Regions from separate parts of the Homo sapiens genome. Here region 1 is linked to region 2. A link is a contact called in ENCODE Hi-C data. All regions are on one chromosome and are shown on one strand. Each heading gives the region's core, a stretch centred on a gene start or an enhancer-like site at or near the end of the contact. The rest is flanking DNA. Distances are from core to core; before and after follow the strand shown. Region 1 holds the start of NLGN4Y (neuroligin 4 Y-linked). Region 2 overlaps UTY (ubiquitously transcribed tetratricopeptide repeat containing, Y-linked).

The links. A loop is a pair of places that touch in the nucleus more often than their neighbours do. Pooled maps may share reads with other maps.
Region 1: a map with no recorded cell type shows a loop between it and region 2 (14-fold over the local background). The contact joins the promoter of NLGN4Y here to the enhancer-like site in region 2. A Hi-C loop is called at or near these places in 2 of 37 single-sample maps with no recorded cell type and 4 of 50 pooled maps.

The regions. Positions count from the first base shown.
Region 1 is chrY:14,523,194-14,528,554 of GRCh38, forward strand. NLGN4Y (neuroligin 4 Y-linked) reads left to right here and starts at 1,336. Exons shown (of 7, transcript NM_001365588.1): 1 at 1,336-1,515.
Region 2 is chrY:13,434,275-13,440,088 of GRCh38, forward strand. All of the region lies in intron 4 of UTY (ubiquitously transcribed tetratricopeptide repeat containing, Y-linked), which reads right to left. Among named protein-coding and RNA genes, the nearest start is that of MIR12120, 42 kb to the right of the region's middle. Within about 2 kb of position 2,422, at least 7 of the 41 ENCODE cell types and tissues checked have a DNase peak (open chromatin) inside an H3K27ac peak, as active enhancers do.

The sequences.
Region 1 (5,361 bases), core at 86-2,585, 1.1 Mb after region 2:
TATGGCTTTTACATGCAATCTCTCCACAGGAACATTTGGTTTTATTTTCACTTAAAAATAAAAATGCAGACCACCAATGTTGTTTGGAAGCATTTTGCTGCAATCAGCTGTTTGAACAGCTCTGGGGCCATGTGCGGTGTGTTTAAAAAGTAGCGCTGCCTTCCATACAAATTAAAGGAAGACTGTGGCGGGGAAAGGAGGGGAAAAATATATATATATATACACACAGACATATATATGCGTATGTGTGAGTTTGTGAGTGTACACATACACACACACATATATATATGTACACACACACACATACATGCAGTACAGGGGAAAAGGAGGGAAAAGGCCAGGGCTGGAGATGGCGAAAGCAGGAGGACTTCTGCAAACTGTGAGCATGGAAGGCTTTTCTTCTCTTTTCTCCCCACTCCAAAGCCCTCGTCTTCTTTAAGAAAACCACCACTGCCTGGGGTGCTTCTTTTGGGAGGCTGGGGTTGGGGGTTGGTGCCATTAACCAGAGAGAAAAGGGGAAATAAAGCTTGGTTGGGGTTGCATTATGAGATTTTTTTTTCCCTTCCTTCATCTCCTGGCCTCGGATAAGATAAGGCTTGGGGGATGCACGAAATAATCCAAGTGATTGATTAGACCTGGCATGGCTTGGTTGGGCTGGAGAAAGATCGGGGCGCGCTGGAAACCCCGCGTGAAGATGAAATGACTGTAGCTCCGTGCTGCTCCTCCAAACTCGGGAGCGGTATCCATGCACCCCTTTCCCGTGTGTGTGGGTTACGACGTGGGTGGGAGTGGTGAGGCAAGCCGCAAAAGTGGGGTAGAGCTGGTGGTTTTGCTTCTTCGGAAGCCTTTGAGTGTGGCCTGGACCTTAGATGGGGGTGCAGGGCGGTTTGCCGCTGCCACCCTCGGCACCATCTCTGAACTGCCCGCTTTTCCGGAGGAGCGGAAAAGTTGGAAGCCGAAAAGACAGGCGCCCGGAGCCCTGGTCTAGGTATCAGGTGATCCGGAGCCCTAGTCGGTGCCCACTAAGAACACCCCTTCTCCCATCGGGGGTTCGGAGGAGTGTTAAGCCTGCGGGTCTGCCAGTCCCTAAGGTAGGGATGGGGGAGGGGTCTGAGGAATCCGTTCCAATAGGCACACCATCCCCACAGCCCTAGAAAAGGCAACCACCACCCGCTCCTTCCTCCCGCACCATCCCATCTCAAGGCTCTCTGCTGACCCGGGCCGATTTCATCTGGTCTCTTCTCCCCCGCTTCCCACCTCCCAATTCCCGCGCAGCTCGGCTCCGTTCCCTCCCACTCCCCTAGGCGGAACTGAAAGCGAAGATCAGCCAAGAGCACAGTCGGAGGCGGCAGAGACGGTGGCGGGTGAGCTAGGGGCTGTGAGACGAAGCAGGGAGAGAGTGAACTTCAGCCCCGTCCCCTCCCCACTGCCACGGCTGGGGCAACCCAACCCGCGCCTGAAGCGGCTTGGCTTGACCTGCGGAAGCGCGGGCCGGGATGGCGTGGGGAGAGGGAGGTAGGTGCCACTGGGCTGCAGATGACGAGTGGGTTGGGGGCTTGCTGTGGGACAAGAGGTTCAGGTTCCGGCCTGCGCCTTCCACTCCGCGGTGGCGCTCTCTGCCTGCGGTTTTCCAGGAGGCCGATCTACCCCAGGGACACTCTCATCCTTCAGGCGGTCTCCTGGACGCCCTTTCCTCCCCTTGCCTCCCAGCCTGACCTGGCTCTTTCGCCCCTCGGAGAACCGGTAGGTTGGGGTCCCTCGGCGGGGGTCTAGTGAGCCGAGTCGCGAGCTTTGCGCCCCCGGTATCTAGGCCCCGTGCCGCGCGCAAATCCGGGCCCAGGCGTACAGTTCTGGAGCCTAGTCGCCGCCAGACACAGGGCCCTTTGTACCCGGAGGAGCGGGAGCGGGAGCGGGGGCGTCAGGGCAACCCTTGCACCCCAGAGGCCTGCCTAGGACCACCCTGGGAACAAATGTCTCGCTCGGAAAACGAGGTGAACCCGGAGGATGTCCTACGCATCATACCCCTCCCCTTCTTGAGAAGGCTTTTTCTTTTTTTCTTTTTTTTTCCCGGTTTCCTTTTCTCTGGCTTCTTCCACACCTTACCGCAGGTGTGGGCCTCTTTTCATGTATGTGCGGCTGCTATCTCGGGGATGCAGGGGAAGGCGGTGTAGGAGGCAGCGTGGAAGGGTACTAGGAGGTGGCGGCGGGATTTTGGGCCTGGTGATGTGCCCGAGCTTGCAGCTAGCTGGGGCACTGGGCCCCCAAGTCACGAATTCAGCCCAGGGCTTGGGCGAGACTGCCCGGAGCAAGGACGGAGGATCCAGATTTACCATTTGGACCCAAATTAAGAAATTTGGGGTGGGGGTTGGGTAGGGGTTTTGAAACTAAGCAGGTGACGTCCTTGCGAGCTGAATCCACAAGGTGGTAGTATGGCTTATATTATTTTTATTTTATTATTTTATTTTATTTTTCTATTGTTCATTTTTTTTGTGTGTGGGGAGTGGGGGATGTTTTTTTCTCTGTGTACTCCAATCTTATGCTTTTTGAAGGCATCCATTGCCCGTAGGGTTTACATAAGACCGCGTTGCATTATATTTTCTTAAAAGTGGGGTGGTGTGCATAAGCTTCCATTTCAGAATCAGTCGCTCCTGTGATGTGAGGGAGGCAAAAGCAAAGAAAAGGAAAAATAAACAAAATAAGAAGTTTAGGGAGACTTCATTATCCCCACGAAGCCGGAATTGCCAGTTTGTGTGGTCGTTCTGCGGGCAACATAGAAGTGCGTGTTTCAGAAATCCTTGGATAGCTTCTTTCTTCTCCAACTAGAAATTAAATGGCCAGGGTGCAAACACCTGACTTTGATGAAAACAAAGTGGCAGAAACTACAAGAGACCTGATTGCTTTCAATGAACGCACTGAGCCTTTTCCTAGAGGATGGCAGAGCTGGGAGAAATCAGATCTCAAAGAAATCTACAGTTTTGTGAGGGCAGATTTGGAGAGTGGAGAATTATTTCATACCTTTAGTTGGCCCTGGTGAAGATGTTAGCAGTAATCCATCAAATCCTTAGCATAGATTTTCCTGTGGAAATGAGCAAAATGTTAAGGGGTTGGGGGATGGCTATATAGGAATTTCATGGAGACCTCTGCAAGGATGTATTTTCTCAGATTAGAAATCCGGTATTTTATTACACAATGCAATGAATGCATTCTACACACACATGCATTCCATATTTCTGTATGTGTGTCTGTGTGTGTGTGTGTGTGTGTGTGTATGTAGTCTTTTTAAAGAGTATCTTTGACATGTAAAAACATAATCAGGGCCATTGTAGGAAGTGGAAAATTACTTCATCAGTTTTAAATCAGTGGATTAAAATCGGAGGCTTGATTTTGTGTGTGTGTGTGTGTGTAACACTAGAATGATAATTGCATATTCATAATAATGTTTGTGCTTGGATACCATTTTAAAGTTGCTTTGATGTTTTCTGCTCTGGTGAAAGAATTTTTCTTTTCTTTGTGTTTTATTTAAATAAACTAATGCTTCATATACAGTAGGCCCTAAAACCAGTAACCTAGCTGATTTTTACCCAAACCTAAGAATATAACAGATACTTGGTAAGGGACTAGTGGCTGCATAAGGTAGATAATTATGTTATCTTGATGCTGTAAAATTTACAAGCAGACTTGAAGGAATTTGAAAGTTCACAGTTTTGGGCCTGGAATGTAGACTAATGGTAAGCATACAGATTTGTTTTTAATTTGTGAATTTGGCTTTTTCATTTTTGTGTGTGTAGTAATTTGTGGAAAGCTTATAGTCTCTCCACAAAGACAGGAGCTTTTGACTGACTCGCCATCAGAGAATTGCTTTCACAAGTGCAGGGGTCTCTTTAAAATCTCTTTGGAATACTGTGCTTTTATTTCTACACCACAAAAAAGGATCTCACAAAAGTAAACATTCAAGTGCATGACCGAATGACCTTTTTTAAACATTCTTTCATTTTAATTGGTACTCCACACTTCAAACCTTTCCTAAAACTTTGAATATTGTCAATAATGCAAGTTGCTGAGCGAATATTGTGAATATTGCATTCAAATGAAGTAGCAATATAAAAATATTTTAAGTCATTTAATGTCCTCCTTCTGAAGACAGGCGTATGTGGTTAAAATATACTTAAATTCCAAATATGGTGAGAGCCGGTCTTAGGATGTGAATGTCAAGTTTAAGCAACACAATTTTAGTTTGTAAACCAGAATGTATTCTTTCTATACTACTTTCTGATTTTTAACAATATGTATTCTATTCCTAAATGGGAAAAATATGTTCAGTTGAGTTCAAATCCATTGCTGTTTTTTGTTTTTGTCTGAGTACTACACTTTTTCAGAGGAGAGTCTTCATCTCCTACTTAATTATGTGAATGGATTTTCAGACAGACTGTGCCTTCTGTATAGCCACCTTTTATTTCTTAAACCCCTGAGCTACAAGTTTTAAATCAAAGATACAGCTTTTGCCCAGTCATTTAGAGAAAGTGAGAATGGAAATTGAAGCCCAGGCCATTGAGGCAATTAGGTCATCTGCTGTGCCCTCTGCTACCATTCAGTCAATGAATATTTTACAGTTTCATCATTTTAATCTAAACAACCTACATTTGGACTTTGAAAGGCTCCACTGTTTTTTGTTAAGTGAATGGCAGTGTAGGAAACCCTTCCTCATTTTTCTTGGGGCAGAGTGGCACACATGAATGAGAAAAAAAGAAGGCGATACCTCCTAGCAGTTTGTCATTGTGACATTCATAGGCTTTGAATAAATGTGTAGATGAAAAGGCCTTCTCTCTGCAGGTGATTACATGAAATAAAAAATAAGTAAATAAAAGGCTCATAAAAACACTACAGGAGTGGAAGGTTGATGGTGGAAAACAGCCTATCTACCTTGGGTTGAGATTTCAAACTTTAGACATTTTGTGTTGAGTTCACATGTCCCTGATGTATGGGGAACACCTCCATATACCACATCTTCCCAAGGCATGCTCATCTTCCCAGAAATGGTACCTGAAGGAGAGCAGGCCTAACCCCAACAATATTTTTAAAAACTCTCTCTATATATGTAACTATATATATAGAGTAAAATCTGTATCTTACTGTATATTATATATATATAGTAATATATATTTTAATAAGGTTTGTATTTATAAAGGAAAGAAGTTTAAATGACTCGCAGTTCAGCATGGCTGGAGAGGCCTCAAGAAACTTACAATTATGGGAAACGGGAAGCAAACACATCCTTCACAGGATGGCAGGAAGGAGATGAATGAGAACCAAGTGATTCATGGAAAGCCCCTTATAAAACGATCAGATCTTGTGAGAACTTAC
Region 2 (5,814 bases), core at 1,172-3,671:
CACTGCCACCCCCACCTCTCAGGTTAAAACAATTCTCCGGCCTCAGCCTCCCAAGTAGCTGGGACTCAGGCACGCACCACCATACTCAGCTAATTTTTGCATTTTTAGTAGAGATGAGTTTTCATCATGTTGGCCAGGCTGGTCTCAAACTCCTGGCCTCAAGTGATCTACCCTCCTTGCCCTCCCAACGTAGGCCAGTGCGCCTGGCCTAAGACTGGTTGAAGAGATTTTAAAACATGATCCAACTAACTGCTGCTTACAAGAAATTTACCTTACATGGAAAGGTTCATATAAACATAGGTATGGCATGGAAAATGATATTCAATAAAACCAGAAACCAAAAGTGAGCAAGAGTAGGTATCATTGTATCAGATAAAAGAGACAAGTCAAAAGGATAAAACACACATTAAAAGACATTTTATAATGATAACAGAATCAATTTAGCCAGAGGATATAACAATTTTAAATATATGCACCCATCACTCCAGCACTCAGATTCATAAAACAAATATTACTAGACCCAAAGGGACATATATCTCAATACATTAAGAGTAGGGGAGGGATATCAACGCCTCACTCACAGCATTAAACAAATCATTTAGAGAAATCAACAAAAAGATTGGACTTAAACTGGACTTCAGGCCAAATGAACATAAAAAATTACAGAACATTCTATCCAACAACTGTAGAACATACATTCTTTTCATCTGCACATGGAACATTCTCCAAGACAGACCACATATCAGGATACAAAGAAGTTCTAATACATATTTAAACAATGAAACTATATGAAATAACATCTCAGACCATACTGGAATACAACTAGAAATCAATACAAGAGAAATGCTGGAAACTATACAACTACATATAAAACAGCATGGACCTGAATCTGTGGAAGGAAAATAAAATAAAATAAATAATAATAAAGTTGAAAATAATAAACATAACATAGATAATAGTTAACATTAAGTGTGGTTATTTAGAAGTTATACATAGGCTAAGAAATTTAAGCAGCCCCTCCCAGCATTGCTAACAGGTTGCAGCTGCGAGCTTATCTCAACCTTCCAAGCTTATTGCCTGCCTCCAGACCCCCCGCACATTCCTGTCGTTCCTGTTTTCCCTTACCCCAGCTCTGTCCAGCTTCGAGCCTGACTGGTCAAGATAACTAAATTGTAAGCTTTCTCAGAATTGTCACAGGTTAAATAATTTACTGTCTTTGTCTGAAACCGGTATCCTGCCTTGTTTTCCCGCCTCAAACAACATGTAAGCAAGCCTGCATTCTTTGTCAGGGTCGGCAGCCATTTTGGGCGTGAGCCTACTGGCTCAGGTGCCTCAATTAAAGTTGTTTTTGGTCTCCAAAGGTCTCTTTGTCTTCTTTGGCTGAGTTTTACTGCGACATTTTGGAGAGTTCGACAAGAGGAGAGAGAGGACAAGCTACTGTCTCCTTTGACTGTGGGACTTGGGCCCCGGGGTCGGGGGAGACCCAGTTCTTAGGCGCGCCGACCGAAGAGTTTTCCAAAAAAGGGCTGGGTTCTCCCACATCCCAAGGCCCTGCCCCTGATAGCGCAGGAAGGAGACCGCAAGACAACTTTCAGCGCAGTGAAAAGGAATCACGGTAAGAAAAGAGGGCCCTACAGAGTAAGAAAGGGTGCCTTACAGGGACAGACACAAATCGTGCCCTACCAGGCGGGTGGGGCACTGATCACCACTCAAGGGTTGTCTATTAGCCTAACCCAGAAGGTGAATGGGGGCGGTGAGGAAAGGACCTCACCACTCATGTGACATTCAGCCCTGAAGCCGGCAGCAGGGTAGAGCCTGCTGAGCCGGAGGGAGCAAAGAGAAAGTGAAACCGTGAAGTCACCAGTGTGAGTGAACTGTCCCAACTGGGAGTGTGTGGGTACGTGTGAACCCACCCAGGACACGAGACAGACTCGTTTCATCTGATGAGGAGTCCTGGGGACAGGAGTTGTGTACGAATGTGTGTGAATGTGGGAGCCTAACTAGGCTCATCAGCTGTGAAGCGTGGGGGCCGCAAGTCTGTTAGAGTGGACTGTATGCTGTGAGTGAAATGTTGGACCCAGGACGACTAGAGGCGAACTTCCTTTGGGGCTACCGCATACAGCTGAGGGAGGTGGCCCCACAGTCTAGGTATTGTGGCAGAGAGTAACAAACTCTCCAAAGTCAAGCGGGGTCTGGCGTCTGAAACACCCCCACGAGGGAGACAGTCTAATCGGTCCGAAATGAAAGTGAGGGTCATTGCGTCGTGCGGGAAGAAATGGGAGGAAAAGAACCTAAGGAATTAACCCCCACTCCTTTGGAGTGCATGCTAAAGAATTTCAAGGAGGGATTTTCTGGGGAATATGGAGTAAAGCTGACCCCCGCCAAAGGTTAAGAACTCTTTGTGTAATAGAATAGCCTAGTTTGGGCATTGGTTGGCCGCCAGAGGGCACCCTTGTTTGGAAAATCACCAGCAGGGTGTTTCAAATAATAACAGGGGCAACAGATCAGCATGGACACCCAGATCAATTTCCATATATTGATTCCTGGTTAAATATAATCCAAAATTGCCCTAAATGGCTAGGAATCTGCATGGCTGAATATTGTAAGACCCTAGTCGCCCGAACTGGTCCAAAAGGGATCAAAAAGACAGTATCATGCAAGCCTTTAGAGAAGGAAACTAGGAAGCAAAAGAGACACACACACACACACACACACACACACACACACACATCTTACAGGCTCCTTTGGAGAAGCTAGAGAATCCTTCTCCATATGCCCTTCTCTACCCATCCTTAGCAAGGCTCAGATAAGAGGAAGGGCAATTGTCTCCTGAAGAAACAAGCTCAGAAAGTAGCGGGGCATCTCCACAGCAGGAAGAAGCTGCATCCTTGCCACCTAAGACTAGGAGGGAAAAACAGGATGAAGAGGCAGGGCAGGGCGTCTTAGGTCCAGTGGTTCCCGAGCTCTGCAAATGCCGCTCAGAGAGACGTGGGCACAAATCTACCTTGATGATCAAGGGTACAAGGTGGAGAACAAACTTACTCTTATCTCCCCTTCTCCACTACTGACCTTTTAAACTGGAAACATCATAACCCATCATACACAGAAAAGCCACAAGCAATAATTGATACGAGAATAATCTTTTCGACTCATAGTCCTACCTGGCCAGACTATCAGCAATTATTAGTAGTTTATTTAGCACAGAAGGAAGGCACAGAGTGGTGCAAGCAGCCCTCCAATGGCTAGAAAACAATGCCCCTGAATGCATAAATGATTCCAGGCAGTATGCGGAAGCTCAGTTCCCTGACACTGATCCAAATTGGGTCCCAAACAACCCTGATCATTTAGAATGCCTACAGAGGTATGTGGATGCACTCCTAAATGGGGTAAAGTCAGAGGGAAGAAAAGCAATGAACATAGGAAAAGTTTCAGAAGTCCTCCAAAAGCCCGATCAGAGTCCCAGCCAGTTCTAAGAGCAGCTGTGTGAAACCTACTGGCTCTACATCTGACCCACAGGCAGCTGATAACCAGAAAATGGTAAATACTGCCTTCGTTAGCCAGTCACAAAGTGACATCAAAAAAAAAGCTCCAAAAATTAGAAGGATTGCCAAAGAGGCATGGAGGAACTCCTCAGTGTCTTAATGAATGCTGGATATAAAATTTCAGAAAAAAAAAAAAAAGGTTTGCATCTGTTGTCCTAAAGTTAAATATTTAGGTTTTATAATAAGCAAAGGACAAAAGAAGCTTGGTAGTGAGCGGAAAGAGGCCATGTGTACACTCCCTACAGGTACCACAGGGCGCCAAATCAGAATTCTTAGGTGCAGCAGGGTTCTGCCGCATTTGGATCCCAAGTTTCTCACTTTTAGCTGAGGCTCTATATAAAGCTACAAAGGGGGTTAAGAAAGAGTCCCTCTTCTGGGAGACGGATCAAGCAAAAGCATTAAAAAAAATCAAAAAGGCCTTAACATAGGCTCCCAGATCAGACTAAACCTTTCTTCTTCTACGTGGATGAAAGAACAGGGACAGTAGTAGGAATTTTAACACAAATGCTAGGATCATGGCATAGACCTGTGGCCTATTTATCTAAACAACTAGACACAGTGGCATTAGGCTGGACACACTGCTTTAAAGCAGTTAACGGCAACTACCTTGCTGGCCCAGGAGGCTGGCAAATTAACACTAGGACAGAAGTTAACTTTCAGGTGCCACACACCGTAATAACCCTGTTAGACCAGAGGGGGAATCACTGGTTGTCTATCCAAGAATTGCTAAATATCAAAGACTGTTACTTGAAAATCCTAATATAACTGTAGAAATAGGGAATACCCTAAATCCAGCTACCTTGCTGCCTACAGAAGAATCAAAAGAATTCCCATCACATTGTTGTAAGGATGTAGTAGATAAAGTGTTTTCAAGCAGGAAAGACTTAAAAGATCAGCCTTTTGAAAACTCAGACCTAGACTATTTAACAGATGTAGCAGCTTCATTTCAGACGGAGTTTACAGAGCCAGGTATGCAGTAGTGATAAATGATTTTAAGTCAGGTGAGGGAACAGTAGTAGAAGCACAGTCACTGCCAACTAGATCCTCTGCTCAAAAGGCTGAGCTGATTGCTTTAACAAGAGCCTTATTACCAGCAAAAGGGAGGATAGTTAATATCTATATTGATTCTAAATATGCTTTTGCTACCCTCTATGCTCATGGAGACATCTATAAAGACAGAAGACTTCTAACAGCTGCAGGAAAAGAAGTCAAAAATAAAAAGGAGATCCCGCAACTCTTAGATGCTGTTTGGGCACCTAAAAAGGTGGCCATTATACATTGCAAAGGTCATCAAACAGATGGGTCCTATAAATCCATAGGAAATAGGCAGACAGACAAGCAAGGCAGGCAGCTATGGCAACCGCACCACAGGAAGAAGCTTTAATGTAAGTTACCTCTTTTCCCAAAACCATTACCTTTAGAATACAACTAGGCTCAACCCCATGAGAACCCGATGGTAGATTTTACTTAGTTACCCCATGTAAGAGGACTAAAGTATTTATTGGTCTTTGTATGCACCTATCCTGGGTGAGTAGCTTTCCCCACCCAATCTGAAAAGGCCCAAGAAGTAACGTGGGCATTACTAGCACATATTATCCCCAGGTTTGGGGTGCCTTTGACTATCGGGTCAGATAATGACCCAACATTTGTCGCTGAAGTTGTTCAAAACTTATCCCAATTATTAAAACAAGATGGAAGCTGCACACTGCGCACCATCCCCAGAGTTCAGGACAAGTTGAAAGGATGAACCGGACAATAAAGCAACTGTTTAAAAAGTTCTGTCAAGAAACCCACCTAAAGTGGGATCTGGCTCTGTCCATGGTTCTCCTTTGAATCACATGCACCCCAAACAAGCAAACTGGATACTCACCCTATGAAATTCTGTTTGGAAGGCCTCCCCATCTTATTTTCCAAATTAAAGGAGATCTCAAAGAAGTACGGGAACTAACACTGAGAAAGCAAATGCAAGCTTTAGGTACAGCCGTGAGAGAAGTTGCAAAGCTGGGTGCAAGAAGACTGCCAGTAGGCCTAACTAGCCCAGTTCACCCATACCAACAAACCCAGGGACTCTGGCTGGGTCAAAAACTGGTACCTATCCACATTAAGGCACATATGGAATGAGCCCTTTGTAGTAATCTTATCTACCCCCACTGCTGTTAAGGTTGCTGAAGTGCTTCCCTGGATCCATCATAGTGGGTTAGCCAGCTGCTGCCTAGGATGTGTGGACCAGCCAGCCAGACCCCGACCAACCCACCAAGCTAACTCTAAGATG